2 separate regions of the Homo sapiens genome follow, and region 2 is linked to region 1. The links are chromatin loops, found by intact Hi-C in ENCODE. Cell type or tissue: endothelial cell of umbilical vein. All regions are shown on one strand. Links, peaks and the distances in the headings refer to the core of each region. The heading gives the core; the rest is flanking DNA. Region 1 overlaps PPEF1 (protein phosphatase with EF-hand domain 1). Region 2 has its middle 17 kb from the start of PHKA2-AS1.

Evidence for each region. A loop is a pair of places that touch in the nucleus more often than their neighbours do. Peaks named below come from ENCODE experiments on the same cell type or tissue, not always from the same donor. Only the 100,000 strongest peaks of a DNase experiment are listed, where the experiment ranks them.
Region 2: a loop joins it to region 1, with 2.6 times the contacts of the local background. A loop is called at or near these places in 2 of 110 quality-filtered maps.

What each region holds. Positions count from the first base shown.
Region 1 is chrX:18,790,977-18,796,348 of GRCh38, forward strand. All of the region lies in intron 10 of PPEF1 (protein phosphatase with EF-hand domain 1), which reads left to right. Among named protein-coding and RNA genes, the nearest start is that of PPEF1, 86 kb to the left of the region's middle. RefSeq lists an enhancer at 2,791-3,374. In endothelial cell of umbilical vein, for the core only: no CTCF peak of the experiment used is centred there; DNase peaks (open chromatin) are centred at 2,075 and 2,855; H3K27ac peaks cover 1,308 bases.
Region 2 is chrX:18,870,811-18,876,182 of GRCh38, forward strand. No RefSeq gene overlaps it. Among named protein-coding and RNA genes, the nearest start is that of PHKA2-AS1, 17 kb to the right of the region's middle. RefSeq lists enhancers at 1,071-1,572, 1,573-2,072. In endothelial cell of umbilical vein, for the core only: no CTCF peak of the experiment used is centred there; a DNase peak (open chromatin) is centred at 2,491; H3K27ac peaks cover 490 bases.

The sequences.
Region 1 (5,372 bases), core at 188-5,187:
ACCATTTCTTAAAAAGACTATACTTTCCTTGTTAAATTTTCTTGACACCCTTATCAAAAAATCAGTTAACCATAATAAAAGGGTTTATTTCTAGACTCTTAATTATATTTCACAATCTCTATGTTTATCCTTATGTCAGTACTGTACAATTTTGATTACTGTAGCTTTGTGGGAAGTTTTAACATTGGGAAGTGTGAGTTCTCCAACTTTCTTCTTCTTTTTCCAGATCGTTTTGGCTATTCTGGGCCCCTTGAATTTCCATATGAATTTTAGGATTGATTTGTCAATATCTACCAAAAAGCAGCTGGGATATTGGTAGGGTTGCCTTGAATCTGTAGGTCAATTTGGGTACTATGGCTGTCTTGAGATGTCTTTCCATTTATTTAGATCTTTAATTTCAACAATGTTTTTTACCTTTCAGTATACACGTCTTGCTCTTGTTTTGTTAAATTTATTCCTAGGTGTTTTTGATGCTATTGTAAATAGAATTGTTTTCTTAATTACATTTTGGATTGTTCATTGCTAGTGTATAGAAATACAACTGACTTTTATATACTGACATTGTGTTGTGAACTTTGATAAACGTATTAGTTCTAATGGTTTTTAGTGGATTTCTTGAGATTTTCCACCTACAAGATTATGTTATCTGTGAATAATTTTACTTCTTCCTTTCCAATCTGTCTGCCTTTTCTTTTCCTTTTTTTTCTTTTTGCTTAATTGCCTTGTCTAGAACCTCCAGTACACTGTTGAATAAAAGTGAAGAGAGTAGATGTCTTTGTCTTGTTCATGATACTGGGGAAAGCATTCAGTCTTTCATCAAGTATGATATTAGCTGTGTATTTGTTTGTAGTGGCCTTTTATTACATTGAGGAAGTTTCTTTCTATGCTTAGTTTATTGAGTGTTTTTATTGTGAAAGAGTGTTGGATTTTGTCAAATGCTTTTTCTGAATACATTGAAATGATGTGTTCTTTCCCTTTATTCTATTAATACAGTATATTATATTGATTGATTTCAGAGATGTTAAACCAACCTGACATTCCTGGGATAAATCCCACTTGGTCATGATGTATAATCCACCTTCTATGTTGCTGGTTTCCATTTGGTAATATTTTTTGAGGATTTTTGCATCTATATTCATAAGAGCTATTGGTCTATGGTTTTCTTATGTTGTGATATCTTTGTCTGGTTTTGGTATAAGTTTGGCCTCATAAGAGGAATTGGAAAGTATTGTCTCCTCTTCTGTGTTTTAGAAAAGTCTGTGAAGGATTGATTTTAATTCTTCAAATGTTTGATAGAATCCATCAGTGAAGCCATCAGGGCCTGGGCTTTTCTTTGCAGGAAGTTTTAAAATTACTAATTTCAATATTTTTCCTTGCTATAGTTGTATTCAAGTTTTTTGTTTCTTCCTGAGTAGTTTGTGTCTTGGTAGTTGTGTCTTTCTTGGAATTTGTTTCATTTCCTGAAACAAATTTATTTCATGAAATTCATTTCATCTAATATATCTAATTTGTTGACCTAAAGTTGTTTGTAGTACTTCTTTATTTTTTTTTCTCCTGAAAGTTTGGTAGTAATATTTCCTTTTTTTTGTTGGTCAGTCTCACTAAGGTTTGTCAATGTTATTGATCTTTTTGAAGAACCAACTTTTAGTTTTATTGATTTTTCTCTATTGTTGTCTATTCTCTATTTCATTTATTTCTGCACTAATTGTTAACAGTGGAGGGTGTCCAGGTTCTTGGCGTCTTGAACAATGAATTGGACAAAACGCACAAACAAAGCAAGGAAGGAATGAAGGGTTTTACTGAAATGAAAGTACACTCCACAGTGTGGGAGTGGCCCCGAGCATACGGGCTGAAAGGCCCTGTTATAGAATTTCTGGGAGTTTCAATACCCCCAGAGGATTCCATTGGTTACTTGGGGTACACCCTATGTAAATGCAGAGTTTGAAGTAAAGTTACAAAGTCATTTACAGCATAAGCCCAATGGAGAGGATATTTCCTGTCATAGCTGAAGTGTGAACTGGCCTTATGTTCCCTGCCTCCAGACCTTATTTTCCTGCCTCATAATCTTTATCATTTCCTTCCTTCTGCTTGTTTTGGGTTTAGTTTGCTCTTCTTTTTTTCAGTTTCCTTAGAAGGTAATATCATTGACTTGAGATCTTTTTTATTTTTTAACAAAGATACAAATTTCCCTTTAAGTACTGCTTTAGCTCCATCCCTTAAGTTTGCTATGTTATTAAACAATTGCTGCTGCCTTAAAAAAAATAGTTTTGCTATGTTGTGCTTTTGTTTTCAATAGTATTGTCTAAATATCCTTGTGATTTCTTTAACTTATCTGTTATTTGGTAGTGTGTTGTTTAATTTCTACATATTTATGAATTCCCCATATTTCTTTCGCTTATTGATTTAAAATTTAATTTGATTGTGGTCAGCGAACACATGCTTTGCCTGATTTAAATTCCTTTAAAACTTTTTTTCTTTTTTTGGTAAATCCTTTTAAAATTTGTTGAGGCTTTTTTTGTGGCCTAGCATATGGTTTATCCCGGAGAATGCTCCATGTGCACTTCAGAAGACTATATATTTCACTCTTATTGGGTGGAGTGTTTTATATATGTCTCTTTGAACATATTTATAATAGTTGCTTTGAAATCTTTGTCTGCTAAGTCGACGTCTAGTCCCTTCAAAAGCAGTTTTTATTGCCTGCTTCCCCCCTCCGCTCCCCCCACCCCCCGCCCGTGTATGAGTCATACTTTTTTCTTTGCATGTCCTGTAATCTTACATTGTAGTAACCCTAGGTAGTTATTCCCATGCCCCTCTGGGGCTTGTTGTTATTTGCTTTTTTGTTTATTTGTTGAGTGACTTGTCTGGACTAGTTTAGTGAAGTCTATTCCCCTTCAGTGTGCAGCCTCTGATGTCACTCTTCACAGAGTGCTGCCTTGGGCATGCATACAGTTTCTCCCACCACCAGGGCTGGTGTGGATTTAATTGGGCTCTCTTTGACTGTCTCTTTCCCTGATCTCTCCTTTAAGCTTCGGACCCATCTGCCTCTATTTGAAGCAGTCCCAGCTGTTAGCCTTCACTAATTGCTAGCCGATTGCTCTATTGTTTTTAACAATAACAATGCCCTGGCCCACAGAGTGCTCTACAGTCTGATCCGATTAAAGTTGGACCCCTTTGCAGGGGCAGGGCTTTAACCATGTTTGAGGCTTACTCCAACCTCCACAAAGGCTCTTTTCTCATCTGTGTCTTTCCCCGATTCAGTCTGTTAAATTTCTTCTAGCTGGGGTACTGTTACTACTAGTATCTCGGCACTACCATCCTCCTCGTAAATGCTTATTCCCAACAATCTCCATTGTTTTCAACAGTGCCTTTAGGCATGAACTTCCTTACACTCTGTGCCAAATAAGGCCAGTCCCTTAGGAAGAGTGGCAGTGCTCTGTTCTTGACCTGCCTCACCCCCTGGGCCAAACCACTGTGCCATCGCACTGCAGCTGGGAGCAGGGACAGTGACCCACTTCTCCTCCAGTGACAGCCCCATTCCACAAGTGGGGTAGTAGGCAGGGATGATAGCTCCTGGTCTTCTTGGCTTGCCCTTCTTGGCATAGCACCTCCTCCTTATGATTGAGCAAGCATGGGGGCAGTTGGGGTCTAGCACCTGCAGGCTGCCATGCCTAGGATAGGGCTTCTGCCCAATGAGCGGGAGAAGTGACCCCAGTCCTCTCTGCTGTGCTTGCCTGGAATCCAGCTTCTGTAACGCAGAGCTGAGGGGAATGAGGGATGCCCATCAGCTTGCTCCTTCTGGGGCAAAACCATAGCCCTCTACTGGGAGCTGGGGGAAGAAGGAGCCCCGTCTTGGATGCATCCACTTGAAGTAGAGCATCCTTCATGCTGATCAGTGAAGGGGGTTAGAGTAGATCATGGCTCAAATGCCACAGACTCTCTCTGTTGGTATCAAAATTTAGTAAGTTTTCTTAAATGTTTCTCCATATGCTGTATGCCATTAGGACAATTTCCAGTGGCTTTAACTATTTTAATTTTTTTTTAAGTGATTTTCCGCTGGGCGTGGTGGCTCACGCCTGTAATCCCAGCACTTTGGGAGGCTGAGGTGGGCGGATTGCTTGAGCCCAGGAGTTGGAGACCAGCCTTGGCAACTTGGCGAAACCCCATATCTATAAAAAGTACAAAAATTAGCTGGGCGTGGTGGTGCATGCCTGTAGTACCAGCTACTTGGGAGGCTGAAGCAGGAGCATGGCTTGAACCTGGGAGGCGGAGGCTGCAGTGAGCTGAGATCGTGCCACTGCACTCCAGCCTGGGCGACAGAGTGGGACCCTGTCTTAAAGAAAAAGATGTTCACCAGTTAAATGGTTGTTTCACTGGGGAGAGGGTCTGCCAAGCCCCTAACACTGCCATTCCTGTCACTATGTTGTCATTTTGAGAACTGTACTGAGTATGTCTATAAACATGGATGTAAAGGCAATAAGCCATGTACTCATCTTTGTGACAGCGTGCATATCCAGAGCTGCCTGTCTGGAGTCTCTGGCAGCTTCTGGCATGGAGTAAGATCTATAAATATTCCTCTCATTCATTCATCCATTCAACAAGAATGTATTGATCACTCCTGAGTACTCTTGCTCATTTGTCTTGGTGAAATTTAGCGTTTTTCTAAATTTCCAGTCCTACATTTTAACTGCTTTCTTGTCAGTTTTTACCCTATATGGCAGGGATGAGTTCTTAAGAACAACAGCTATGTGCATTATCTCATTAAATCCTTAAAGCAACCTGATGACGTAGATAATATTATTCCTATTTCCCGAAAGAGGACACTGAAGCTCACATAAGTTGAATAATTTGCTAAATGATGGGTCTGGTTTTGATTCCAAATTTGTTGGACTCTACGCTTCTCATTTTTGACTGCTAGGTCATACCATGTCTCTCACTGTAGGAAAAGATGTTACAGGACACTGGGTTTTGTTTGTTTGGTTGGTTGGTTTCCTTTTTTTGAGATGGAGTCTCACTCTGTCACCCAGGCTGGAGTGCAGTGGCGCAATCTCAGCTCATTGCAACCTCCACCTCCTGGGTTTAGGCAATTCTCCTGTCTCAGCCTCTGGAGTAGCTGGGATTACAGGCATGTGCCACCACGCCCAGCTAATTTTTGTGTTTTTAGTAGAGACTGAGTTTCACCATATTGGTCAGGCTGGTCTCAAACTCCTGACTTCAGATGATCCACCTGCCTTGGCATCCCAAAGTGCTGGGATTACAGGCATGAGCCACTGTGCCCGGCCCCAGAACTCTGGTTTTCAACTTCTTACATGGGAATGTTATGACCTCTTAGAAAGGACTTTTGAAGACTTTTCTTCAGGTTTCCTGTTCTGAAA
Region 2 (5,372 bases), core at 279-5,278, 80 kb after region 1:
CCAGGGCTTTGGAGCAAAACCAAAAATTTCCTTTTTTTCTTTCTTTTTTTGAGACGAAGTCTTGCTCTATTGCCTAGGCTGGAGTGCAGTAGTGCAATCTCGGCTCACTGCAACCTCCACTTCCCGGGTTCAAGTGATTCTCCTGTGTCAGCCTCCTGAGTAGCTGAGATTACAGATGTGCACCACTACACCTGGCTAATTTTTGTATTTTTAGTAGAGACAGGGTTTTGCCTTGTTGGCCAGGCTGGTCTTGAACTCCTGACCTCAGGTGATCTGCCTGCCTCTGCCTCCCAAAGTGCTGGGATTACAGGCATGAGCCACCACACCCAGCCCCAAACCAAGCATTTCTAACTGAAAAACATGGCTCATGCTCAGCCCAGCTTAGGGTCAGGGTTATCACTCTATCTGGGCACAAATCTCATCTTGAATTGCAGCTCCCACAATTCCCATGTGTTGTGGGAGGGACCCAGGGGGAGGTAATTGAATCATGGGGGCTAGTCTTTCCTGTGCTGTTCTCGTGATAGTGAATAAGTCTCACGAGATCTGGTGGTTTGATAAAGGGGGCGTTCTCCTGCACACGCACTCTTGCCTGCCACCGTGTAATATGCCTCTGCTCTTCCTTCATCTTCTGCCATGATTGTGAGGCCTCCCCAGCCACGTGGAACTGTGAGTCCATTAAACCTCTTTCCTTTATAAATTACCCAGTCTTAGCTAGTTCTTTATTAGCAGTGTGAGAACAGACTAATACAGGCCCTTACCCAGTCATTGACCTAGAGGGGCTGGACTGCCATAGCGGGATCGCAGCCCCTGATGACTCCCTTCCTGGGGTCCCTGGGCCTGTGGGGAGGACAGCCATCCTAACAGGAGCCTATCTGGTGTTGTCATTTTAGAAAGCCTTCCGGAGAATGTACTTGGAGCTCCTAATAAGATATCTCGGGCCAAGGAAAATGTCACATTTCTTTGCTCTTGGCAGGAATCCCAGCTCCTTGGCTTGGGAGCACCCTTTCTCCCATGCTGAACAGAAACTTCATTTGGCCATTATGTTCATTGCCAATTAATAAATTATAGGAGAACAAATTAATTTACTTATCACTTGCAGCTTTGGAGAAAAACTCGTTCAAAGCAGGGAAAGTGGGGTGATAAAAAGATCCCTGCAGGAAAAACGTTGGGGATCCCCGGGGCCACTTACATGTTGGGTCTGAGTGGGTGAAATCACTCTTCATTACAAAGCTCTCAGAGGATCCGCAGCAGGGGCACCTCGTCCACAACCCCCGCCCCCCTGCCCCCAGCTGGCCTCCAAAGATTGTGGTGAGGTTCCAAATGAGGTGACAACATTGGAACTTGCTGCATCCTGAACGTGTGCACTGAGTGATGAGGGTGCTGGCGCTCTGGTTGTGGGGACCCTGACTACACAGCCCCGGGTGTGGCTCAAAGTGTCAGTCTCCCACTGCCTACCAGTGCTACAGACCCCACCCTGCAAATCTCCTAAAGGGAGAAACCTGCTCCCGGCTCCAAGCACGTGGTTGCAGTAGGAACACCTGGGAACACACGAAAGCGTGCTGGGTGGGGTCAGGAGGCTCAGCTCTGTCTGCTTGGGCTCACCGCTAATGTGTGTGAGCTGGGGCTTGCATTTCCTCGCCTACAACAAAAGTGACGGACAGAATGCAGGGAAGGCCCAGGTAGCACCCCTATCCTGTGAGTTCTGCCTCCACCTGCACTGCTGCCTGTGGGTTGTGTGTGAAGCACGTGAGGCCCTGTCCCTCAGTGCTCAGCGATGCCGCGGGTGGTCTGAGATGATGTTGGTGGTGATGGTGATGAAAACTCACACACTAGCACTTCTACCAAGCCCATTGGTATTCTAAGGGTTTCACCCATATTAACTCATTAATCTTCACAACCAGCCTATGAGGTTACTGTTATTATCACTCCTATTTTACACAGGAAGAGACAGACACAGGTGAAGCCACTTGTCAACATTGTGCAGCTGGTACGCGGTGGGGCAGAGCCCAGTCAGGCTCCGGGGCCTGTGTGTGGGCACTACTGTGCGCTGTCTGCTGTGTCCCGGTAGCCGAGTTAACCAAAAGCAGCACAGAGATCATGAAACTTCATTCTAACCTGAGCTTTCAACCTCCTCCCTCTCATCAAATTTTACTTAAAATTTCAGAAACTAGCAAGAGTCGAAATGGCCCGATGTCCCCTCCTTCTGTTTCCCCTGCCGCTTGTCCCCATGGCCCTGGGGGCATCCGCAGGAGGGAGGTGCCCCTGGGGCTGGGGAGAGGATTCTCCTGGCGTTTGCTCTTTTTCCTGGCTGCCCAGGTACACTCTTAGCCATGTCCAGTCCTCAGGCTTTCCCCAAAAGGGAGAATAACGGGAGCATGGGCCAAAATCCTGAGTGAAATATAAAGGCCCCAGATAAAGCAATTATAAATGGAAACTCTGAGGCTGTGATTCACTCAAGCAACATGACTCATGTTCTGCTGAGGTTTCCGTGAACAATATGTTCACAGTCTGATTTAATTATAGCCTAGATTTACTGCTGCCTCGGGGAGCCTCCGAAGCTCACCCCATCCCTCACTACCCCCAGCGCGGCGCCTGGTGAAACGCCTCCCAGTGCGAGAGTGGGAGCAGGCACTGGAAATGGTTTTCTGCAGGTGCTATGTGTCACATCGTGCACAGTGGACAGCTCTTGGGACCTCAGCTGGGCGGGGAGGCAGAGTCGTCAAATAAGTTAGAGCTCTGGGGTACAGCTCAAGCCCCCGGGGATGGGGGGGATTGTGCTTCCTGGGCTTCCCCTCCGTGCAGGGGCTCCTGCAGAGTTGAGGTTTGTCAGCGCCGAGTGTGGGCGCCTAGAGTGATCGATTGAGAGAGAGAATCCAGTCACAGCTCCCTCACGCGAGGGTGGAGGGAAACCCGGGGCTGCCTGCCGAACTCGGGGGCGTTCTCGCGGGGACCCGATAACACCGGACAGAAAATGTCCCACTTCTCATCGCTTTGTGCTTTCAGTGAGAACCCCCCCGGAGGTACAGCATTTAAAGGGGATAATTTCAAACGTGGTGATGTGGCCACAATTATATCCTCGTTATCAGACAAAAACTGTAGGTCCCCTCCCTCTGCAAAGCACGAAAGCATTTGTGTGTATTTCAGTGTAACAGAATGCTGTCCCCCAGTATCTGGTGCCATGTGCTCTTTCCACGCCCCCCGCACCCCGGCCCTGTTTGCTTGAGTAACCAGAGTGGAAGAGGGCAGCCCACTACTGTGGGCTTTAGTGTTGTCAGCTAAAATACAGGCCGCCCCGTTAATTTGCATGTCACATAAGCGATGCATAATAGTTTCATTTGCGCATGTCCCAAATATTGTCCGGGACATGCTTGTGCTAAAACCAGATTCCTTGTTGACCTGAAATCCAAATTTATTTTTTGAGACGGATTCTCACCCTGTCACCCAGGCTGGAGTACAATGGCACCATCTCAGCTCACTGCAACCTCTGCCTCCCAGGTTCAAGCGATTTTTCTGCCTCAGCCTCCAAGTAGCTGGGACTACAGGCGTGCGTCACCATGCCTGCCTAATTTTTGTATTTTTAGGTAGAGATGGGGTTTCGCCATGTTAGATCTCCCAAAGTGCTGGGATTACAGGTGTGAGCCAGTGCACTGGGCCTTAAATCCAAATATAACTGGGTATTTTTTTGTTTTTTTTTTTTTTTTTGAGGCAGAGTCTCACTTTGTTGCCCAGACTGTAGTGCAGTGGCGTGATCTTGGCTCACTGCAACCTTCGCCTCCCAGGTTCAAGTGATTCTCCTGCCTCAGCCTCCTGAGTAGCGGGGATTACAGGCGTGTGCCACCATGCCCGGCTAATTTTTGTATTTTTAGTAGAGACGAAGTTTCACCATGTTGGCCAGGCTGCTCTCGAACCCCTAACCTTAAGTGATCCACCCCCACCTCGGCCTCCCAAAGTGCTGGGATTACAGGCCTGAGCCACCGTGCCCGGCCGGCGTTTTGTATTTTTAGTTGTCAACTCTGGCAACCCTACATGGACTTTGAAGTCATACAACCTGATTTCAGATGCCCCTCTGCCATCAAGGGTATGGGAAACTCTGGACAAATGACATGGGCATTCGGAGCCTCCATTTATCGTAACCACAACCACATCCCGGGACCATAGCAAAGATGAGAGCGAATGTACGTGAAGCACGTAGCACAGGAAGCGGTATCTCGTTGTAGTGGAAGCTGTTGGCCCCGCTGCATCCCCTTTATTGGCCGGTGCACTCATCCTCCAGCTTCTAGGAATGTTGGGTGCCAGCAACGCACAGCGACCCCCTTTCCTGGTGCATTGCCCTGGACTGATGGGAGGTGCTTGCCTAAGAGCTTGTGTCCCATCCGCGTCCCCCCCAACTGCCCCCATTGCCACCCGCGGGCAGCCAGCAGTCACTGGCTAACTGATGGCAGAGGCTGCTTTTATCTTGCAGTGCTCACTCCAGAGCCCCCTGTGGCGTCGGGCTGGCTGGGTTCCACCTGATGCCACACCCTGCTCAGCTCCTTCCCCTGTCACTCTTGCTTCCTTCCAGGCTGCTCCCTGGAGCACACTCTTGGCATTTCACTTGTACAACATGCCTGGCCCTGGCACGCTGCTGGTGCTGGTGTGCACACTGATCACATAAGCTTGTGAGCATTCAGCGCTGAAGGCCAAGGATGCCTTGTGCTCTGAGAATGGGATCTGCTTGGGGGCAGGAGAGACTTGGGGTCGGGGTGCGTTGCTGGGGAACAGACAAGGGATCTGTCGCCTCCTGGGAAGCTGGGAAATGGTGTGGGGTGGGGCGACTGGGAGAGGACGGCCAGGGACAGCTTCAGGCCTGGTGTCCTGCAAAACCTGACACCTAGCAGATGGGAAGATGCGGCTCAGCTACCTCCTCCCGGAGCCAGGCTGAGGAGGTCACGTGGGCCCAGGAGGTTCAGCCTCAGTTGGGCTGTGCTTGGGGAAATAAATCATCAGGACTCAATGCAGAAAAATGACATGAATTAGGGGGCTCGTCTGGGTGCCACGCGAACCTCTCCCTGTCTCTCCACCTTGCAGGCATGCTTTTGGGTACCGACACATGTTCCTCCAGGAGGAGTGGTGGAAAGGAGGAATCCTTTGGCCTCCAACCCTGGAAGAAGGTGTATAGTTTTAAAGGGCAAGGCTTGGCTTTGAATTGCAGCTCTGCCACTTCTTTCTCCTTCTCTCCCTTCCCTTCCCTTTTCCTTCTCTTCCCTTTTCCTTCCCTTTCCCTTTCCCGACAGTCTTCTCTGTTGGCCAGGCTGGAGTGCAGTGATGCACTCTCTGCTCATTGCAATCTCCACCTCCCCGAGTTCAAGAGATTCTCCTGCCTCAGCCTCCTG